Linked DNA regions of Homo sapiens: regions 1 and 3 are each linked to region 2. The links are chromatin loops, found by intact Hi-C in ENCODE. Cell type or tissue: mammary epithelial cell. All regions are shown on one strand.

What was found. Peaks named below come from ENCODE experiments on the same cell type or tissue, not always from the same donor. Only the 100,000 strongest peaks of a DNase experiment are listed, where the experiment ranks them.
Region 1: a loop joins it to region 2, with 4 times the contacts of the local background. A loop is called at or near these places in 7 of 110 quality-filtered maps.
Region 3: it touches region 2 in a loop (4-fold over the local background); 19 of 110 quality-filtered maps call a loop at or near these places.

What each region holds. Positions count from the first base shown.
Region 1 is chr9:131,713,267-131,715,766 of GRCh38, forward strand. The region is part of intron 1 of RAPGEF1 (Rap guanine nucleotide exchange factor 1); the gene reads right to left. Among named protein-coding and RNA genes, the nearest start is that of RAPGEF1, 26 kb to the right of the region's middle. In mammary epithelial cell, no CTCF peak of the experiment used is centred here; a DNase peak (open chromatin) is centred at 1,055; H3K4me3 peaks cover 130 bases; H3K27ac peaks cover 2,083 bases.
Region 2 is chr9:131,607,444-131,609,943 of GRCh38, forward strand. All of the region lies in intron 12 of RAPGEF1 (Rap guanine nucleotide exchange factor 1), which reads right to left. Among named protein-coding and RNA genes, the nearest start is that of PRRT1B, 63 kb to the left of the region's middle. In mammary epithelial cell, no CTCF peak of the experiment used is centred here; DNase peaks (open chromatin) are centred at 1,228 and 2,248; H3K27ac peaks cover 1,436 bases.
Region 3 is chr9:131,657,560-131,660,059 of GRCh38, forward strand. All of the region lies in intron 1 of RAPGEF1 (Rap guanine nucleotide exchange factor 1), which reads right to left. Among named protein-coding and RNA genes, the nearest start is that of RAPGEF1, 81 kb to the right of the region's middle. RefSeq lists enhancers at 1,806-2,339, 2,340-2,500. In mammary epithelial cell, no CTCF peak of the experiment used is centred here; a DNase peak (open chromatin) is centred at 962; H3K27ac peaks cover 1,437 bases.

The sequences.
Region 1 (2,500 bases), 110 kb after region 2:
TGACTACTCCAAGCCTCAAATCTCTGTAAAACCCAAGGAGATCCACAAGATCATCTGCTCCAGCGACTCCCTTCCCCATTTCACAGATTCCTCAGAGAGGGGCAGGGATCAACGCTAGGCATTTAGTTGGAGGGCTGGATCCAGCCCCCAAATCTTTATCCTTGGCTAGGAAAACCTCTGCTACCCATTTCCTCATGACCAGAGGAGGCAGGAGGGCAGTGTGAAGGAATTGGCTTTGAAGGCCAGCTGGCCTGGTTTGAATCTATGGGGGCACTTCCTAGCTGAACAACTTTGGGATAGAAACTAAACCTTTCCACACCTTGTATTTTCACATACATTCATGTGTACCATTATGCTGTCTACTTCATGGGTAGTTTAAAGGTTAAATAAGAATTCAGACTTGGGAGGCTGAGGTGGGAGGTTGAGGCAGGAGAATCATTTGAGCCCAGGAGGTCAAGACTGCAGTGATTTGTGATCACACCACTGCACTCCAGTCTGGGCCACAGAGCGAGAACCCATCTCTAAAAAACTAAACTAAAATAAAGATGTTTAAAATTTGTTGGTACACAGCAGATACTCAATGAGAATAGCTGTCACTGTTTTTATTATTATTACCTATAAATCTCCAAGCTTTAGATACAATACATTGAAAAAAATTATTTACCCTCACTAGGGATTTTCTCCCCCATATCAGAGTAAGATCCACTGCAATATTCTAGTAAATAATCATTCTCTTAGTATAATTAAAATAAAATTTATCTTACAAACATCTGTACCTCAGGAATAATTTTTTTTTTTAAGAGACAGGGTCTCCCTATATTGCCCAGGTGGCCTCAAACTCCTAGGCTCAAGTGATCCTCCTGCCTCAGCCTCCCGAGTAGCTGGACTCCAGGAGGAATGATATTTTGATTGTGGAACATGACATAAGCCAGAGGGGTAATATTGTGGCCACTGAAGTAGGAAACATTTTAAGGAGTGCCTGTCCCTACACGCAAGACGCTGTTGGCTCCAGACGAACTCTGAGTCAGGATCCTGCAAGGCGGTGCTCACTTCTTGAAGGAGATTTTTTTTTTTTTTTAGATAGAAATGGCTCAGAAGGGAAGGGCTCGTGGATCCCTGTAATGTGCACACTCACCCACCCAGAACCAAAGAAACAGAGGCTGGGCTCTCAGGCGGGTACCCGGTAGCTCACACAAAGCTTTGTGTATGGAATTTGTCTGCTGGGAGGAAAGTCTGATGTTGGTCACTTCCCTCCTGGAGAAAAATACAACAATACGAGGAAGCGCCAAGCACTGTGGGAATGTTCCAAGTGTGAGTTCCAGCTCAGCCCAGAATATAAACAAAAGCGATGACCAGCCTGGAGGTCAGGCCTAGCAAAGCACTGAGGCAGAAAGTCTGGGAGGCACTCTTCTGTCTTCTGGGGTCCTCTAGACTCTGCCTTTTTTTTTTTTTTTTTTTTTTGAGACAGTCTCCCTCTGTTGTCCAGGTTGGAGTGCAGTGGTGCAATCACAGCTCACTGCAGCCTCCAACTGCTGGGCTCAAGCAATCCTCCTGTCTCAGCCTCCTGACTAGCTGGGACTATACGCACTTGCCACCATGCCTGGTTAATTAGTAAAATTATTTTTTGTAGAGATAGCATCTTGCTTGGTTGCCAGGCTGGTCTCAAACTCATGGCCTCAGGTGATCCTCGAGCCTCAGCCTCCCAAAGTGCTGGAATTATAGGCATGAGCCACCGAGTCTGGCCGAGACTGCTTTGAAGTAACTTTCCTGTCCAGGCCTGGAGGAAATCATCGAAGGCAAAGGCCACCACGTGTCGAATGTCATAGGAAATACAAGCTCAGGGACTCTCTTATGACACATCTGCAAACTTATAGATCAGTCTCAGAATGTCATAGCTGGAGGGGCCTCAGAGATTTACTCAACAAATACCAACACGGAGCTTGGGGAGGGTCGGATAACATGCACGAAGAATCACTTAGTTATCCCGGTGATCAGTGCTAAATTCAGGGTGGGGGACGCATGTCTAGCAGGGCGACCTAATCTAAGCTGGAAGTCAGGGAAGGGTGAGACTTGAAGGATGAGCAGAGCTGGACCAGGCAAAGGGGCAGTGTGTATGAAAGACCTGTGTAGCTGGAGGTATGTGCCCAGGGGAAGGCCGGGGGTCAGATGGGACAGGGCCTTATAGATCCAGGGCTTTGTCTCATGGGCTTTGGGGGTTCCTAAGGTGCCGGCAAACCACGTGTTCATTCTTCTGGGAAGAGAGGTCTATGGCTTTCACCAAAGTCTTAAGGAGTTTCAAGAGGTTAAGAATGGCCGGGCACGGTGGCTCACGTCTGTACTTAGGATCCCAGCACTTTGGGAGGCCAAGGTGGGCAGATCACAAGGTCAGGAGATAGAGACCATCCTGGCCAAGATGGTGAAACCCCATCTCTACTGAAAATACAAAAATTACCTGAGCATGGTGGTGAGCACCTGTACTCCCAAGCTACTCGGGAGGCTG
Region 2 (2,500 bases):
AAGGGCTTGGCTTTCTGGGTTTTCCATCGATCTCTGGAGGATGCCTGCACACAGCAAGCCTCCCTTACTGGCTGGGAAAGTCCACAGAGAAGACAGCAAGCAGGATGCACTGGCTGAGGGGTGGGACGGCGTGCTGCTGGGGGGGCTGCCTTCAGGGAACCCTTGTATGACTGTTTCAGGGAGTGGCTCAATCTTTTGTAGCCCCAATTCTCAGATCTGCCAGATGTTCATTCCCAATGCCCAGACACTGCCACGAGATTTGCTAAACAGATCCCCCTCACCTTGCCTTGCTGCTGCCTAGTTTAAGGAGTCATGTTCCGCGCTGACTCCTTCTGGAGTCTTGAAATAGCCTCATCGGCGCCCCCGTGTAAAGTCACTTTGTGCTTCCACGTGCCCTGCAATAACTGAGCACCTGATTTACACATACACAAATGGCTTTTGTGTCATCACAAAATGTACCAAGTTGGAGAAGTGTCTTCCTAACCAATCATATAGTGTGTTTAGCCGGTTTTAATTCAACAAGGTGAGGGGCAGACTCCCACAGCATGGTGCCTCTTCCGGGAGACGGCACAGGGCAGCGGCTGACTGCAAGGTCTCCAGTTGCCCCTCATGGCATCTCCGCTTGTGTGCCCTAGTACAAGTGACTGAAGTTCTTGAGCCTCAGCTCAAGCTGTTCATCTTTAAAACGGGGATGAAAACAATAGCCCCTCCCCCATAAGGTTTCTGCGACGTTCCGCGAGACGCAGAGCGCTGCGTGCAAGTCCTCCGCATGGTGCTGGTGCGGACGACCTCTCGGCCAGCAGCAGCCGTCCTCTCCTGCCCTCCCAACAATCCAGGAACTGCCCTAAATAACAGTACTGGGGCATTCAGTAGGGGCCTAATACATATTTGCTGATACGTATTTTAGTAGGCACCTAATACATAGTCTAGGCACTGTATTAATTAAGGTGTCTAGAATATTACCTGACTCACAGAAGCGTCTCAGTTTTGAGTGTGGATGGGTAAGAGACGAACTTCACCCACTGCATGGGTTCAGGTCCAGACACTGGGGAGGGAGGCTCAGGGAAATGACCAGGGGTGTGGGCTGCCAAGGAGGGGGCAGCTAGCAAGGAGAAAGCAAGGAGAGTCGGCCTCTCTTGGACAAAGGGGCCTGGCCTGCTCTGCCTCTGCCTCTGCAGCTGTGAGCTCACGTTCTGGTATTCAAGCTATGCAGTCGTGCTGGGACAAGAGCCAAACTGGAAAGGTACCTTCACGGGGCAGGGAGACACAGGGAAAACCTTCTGATCACCATGAAGCCCTTGCTGTGCCCCTTGGGCTCTGCAGATGCCAGGAGCTGCATCAGGGCTCATGGTCACACCATTTACAACAGGCCCCCATCTCTACCGATTCCCCAGAGCAATACTTCCAGCCCCTTATGATCACGCTTACCCACAGGGGCAGAGAGAAAGGCAGGGCGGGCCATTCCACAGAAACGCCGCCTCATCACAGCCTGGAGTTTATTTTAGGATCTGGCTCGTGCCCGGGTTTGCTTCTGACGAGCTGCTGCTCTCTGTGCAGCAGGAACTTTTATTTATAGCCAGAATAAGACTGTTTGGGCTGAGGATTTTAGAACGGGAAGGGCTGCCTGTCTGAGACTTGCAAACTTCTGCACAAGATCTAGGGGTGCCAGTTAGGAGAGGGGTGCCTGGCCCCCAATGTCAGCCCTGGTCACATAGCCAGTCGAAACACAGCAGGGACTGCCTCATGAGGACGAGAACAACTATTCCTACCTCATGCTTCCTGCTAGGCAGATGTAAGTGTTGCACGGATCATCTCAATTAACGTACACACAGTGCCTTACTGTTCTTATTACTGATGAAAATACTGAGGCTGGGAGGGGAGACCACGTGCCTAATAACACAGCTGGCAAGAGGTGGCGTGGGTATGGCTGATATCACAATCAGTTCGTGTTTTCTGAAATACTGAGGTGTATCCTGGACGAGACAGGCCCTAACCATGCAATCCCACAGCTCTGCAGGGTACAGCCTCACCAAATCTGCAGAGTTCCTTAGCTGAGTGCTTTGTGACACCAGGCATGCAAAGCCCAGTGAGCTGAGACTTGATCCATAAGCCAGGATGGAGAGAGGGGTGCACTGGCCAGAGTGTGGCAGGACAGGCAGGGAAAAGGTGGAATCAGTAACCAGCTCCTTTGGAAACACACCCCTGAAAGCCACTGGGCCCCGGAGTCGAAACGATGCTGGAGGCTGATGACCTCATATGCGAGCGTGTGGCCAATTCATTAAAAGGCAAAGCTGCCTGAAGCTGGCCAGGCACCAGTTTTTTTTCTCACAAGTAAAATACTTAGAAAAGGCACTAGTTTTCGGTGACACCTTCTCTCTATTATAGTCCTGGCATGGAAAAAGGATTAGGGATGGGCTCTGTGTTGCCTTAGCAAGAAAGCAGGAAAGATCTTTTTCTTCCTTTCTTTTTTTGAGACAGGGTCTCGCTCTGTCACCCAGGT
Region 3 (2,500 bases), 50 kb after region 2:
CAGAACCTTCTGCAGCGATGGAGGCGGCCGGTACCTGAACTGTCTAACACGACAGGCACTAGTGGCTACTGAGGCCTGATTGTGGCTGCTGTGGCTGAGGCACTGAACTGTGAGTTAACTGTGTAAACAGCCCCTGGGGCTGGTGACTGGCACACTGGATGGTGCAGCTCGAGAAGCGGATGGATTCCACTGGTGCTGCCATGTGCTCCTCTACAGCCACATCTCTTCCCTACAGGCAGCCCGACTCTGACTTTCAGACTTATCATCCCTTACTTTTCAGGATAGTTTATATCGACATATACAGTTTAACTTATAAGTTTGTGAACGTTACCTAAGTGATGGCATATTGTAAAGATTCTCACGCTCTTGTTTTTTACTCAATAGCAGGCCTGACACTCAGGCATGCTGGGGTGTATCAGTGATTTCGTTTTCAATGCTGAGAAATTCCGTAGATTCCATAATCCCAGCTTTATTTATCTGCTCTCCTGTCAGTGGACACTGGGTCGCTTCCAGCATTTTTGCTTTAATAAACAATGCTGCTCATACATGTCTCCTGGAACACATGCCAACAGTCCTCTAAGAGCAGAACGGCTGGATTGTAGGGTATATGCCACATTGATTCTTACAGATATTGCAAAACAATTCTCCCAAGTGGCTATGCCACTTTACAGTCCCACTAGCAAGGTTGGGAGAGTCCTAGTTGCTCCATATTCCTCCCGGCACCTGGGGTTGCCAGACATGCAAACTTTCCCACATGGCCATGTCTAAGAAAGGACACAAAAGTCCTCCTTCACCTGGAAATGCCATATGCTGGTGTATTTTATTGTGATCTATCTAATCTGTGAGAGCAACTTCAAGTTCACCTGAACTTGAGAACAGAAAGCCTCAGACTCTTGCTCCATGTTACATTTACCCCAAGGTCAGAGACTCCCAGTGACTAATCTGCTAGTCATTCCTTCCAGAGGAAGGGTGGCTTATATGAGCTTACAAACAATTTCTGTATAAATTGACTGTGATGTTACCAACAGCAGCCACTTTCTTGGGCAACCATCGCAGGCTACAGATCTGGCTGTCGGATGAATGTCCTTCTCTACCGAGAGAGAAAGAGGATGGGCCGGAGGAGAGGATGTAGCCTGCTCACAGAATCATGTCTCAACAGAAAACCAAGCAGAGCAAAAAGACATCAAAGCCAACCCAATTTCTTCAAGTGGTCTGCCAGATGCCAATATTTCATTCTTAAATTTTTAACTTGCCCCTCGGCCAGGCTTAACAATGGTCTCTGCCTGTTGCTGACAAATGTGGCTATCAACTGGCCTTCTTTCTGTGTCATTTGTAGCAGCAGCTGGGTTCCCAACTTAGCAGTGGTTTCTGTCTCAACTTAATCTCTCACCAGGGATGGTGGGGAGTCTCTAAACATCAACCACACGGGATCACAAAGTCAAGGGCAAGGTGGACAACTTTGAGGCAGCCAATCTTGAGAAACGCTGTGGCTAATTCCTCATTCCCTGTCTTCTACTGGGCTCAGAAGTCGAGCACTGGGAAGGATTTAGAGATCACTTACTTAATAAACATTCCCCATTTTCCAAATGCATAAAAAGGACAAATGGAGTGGAGGCGTGATTGAGGACATTAGGAAAAGCTTTTTTAAAGATGAGGATTTCCAATTTTTTAAAAGTCTTTTCACTTGTCTAGGATTTTGTGGACCGCAAGGTAAAGATGGAGACAGAGGGCTATGGGCACAGGAGGCAGCAGAGCTGAAGTCTGTGGCTTTTTTTTTAAATCTATTTATTTATTTTATCTTGAGACCAGGTTACGAGACTGGCTAATTTTTGTATTTTTGGTAGAGACAGGGTTTCGCCATGTTGCCTAGGTTGGTCTCGAACTCCTGGGCTCAAGGGATCCTCCCATCTCAGCCTCCCAAAGTGCTGGGACTACAGGTGTGAGCCATCACGCCAGGCCTGTGTGTCTTTGTTTTAACTTCAGCTCGGCCACTAACCTGGGCAAACTTTTTACCCGAGCCTCCGGTTCCTCACCTAGAGGAAAGCCATAGCCACAGACCTAGCTCCTCCTCAGGTAATTGTGGAGATTAAATGTGACCCGTGTGTAAAGCATGTAGCCAAGGACCTGATATATAGCAAATACTTAATACATGGCAGCTATTATTGTCATGTGATAACCTCGTCAGGTCTCTGCCAACACTTAAAAAGGCAAAAGCTAAAAATAACCCCAGTCTAGTCGAGCCAAAAGCAACCTGGAGTTATATTTTTCTTTTTTTTTGATATGGAGTCTCGCTCTGTCGCCCAGGCTGGAGTGCAGTGGCGTGATCTCGGCTCACTGCAAGCTCCACCTCCTGGGTTCACGCCATTCTCCTGCCTCAGCCTCCTGAGTAGCTGGAACTACAGGCGCCCGCCACCACGCCCGGCTAATTTTTTGTATTTTCAGTAGAGACGGGGTTTCACCGTGTTAGCCAGGATGGTCTCGATCTCCTGACTCCGTGATC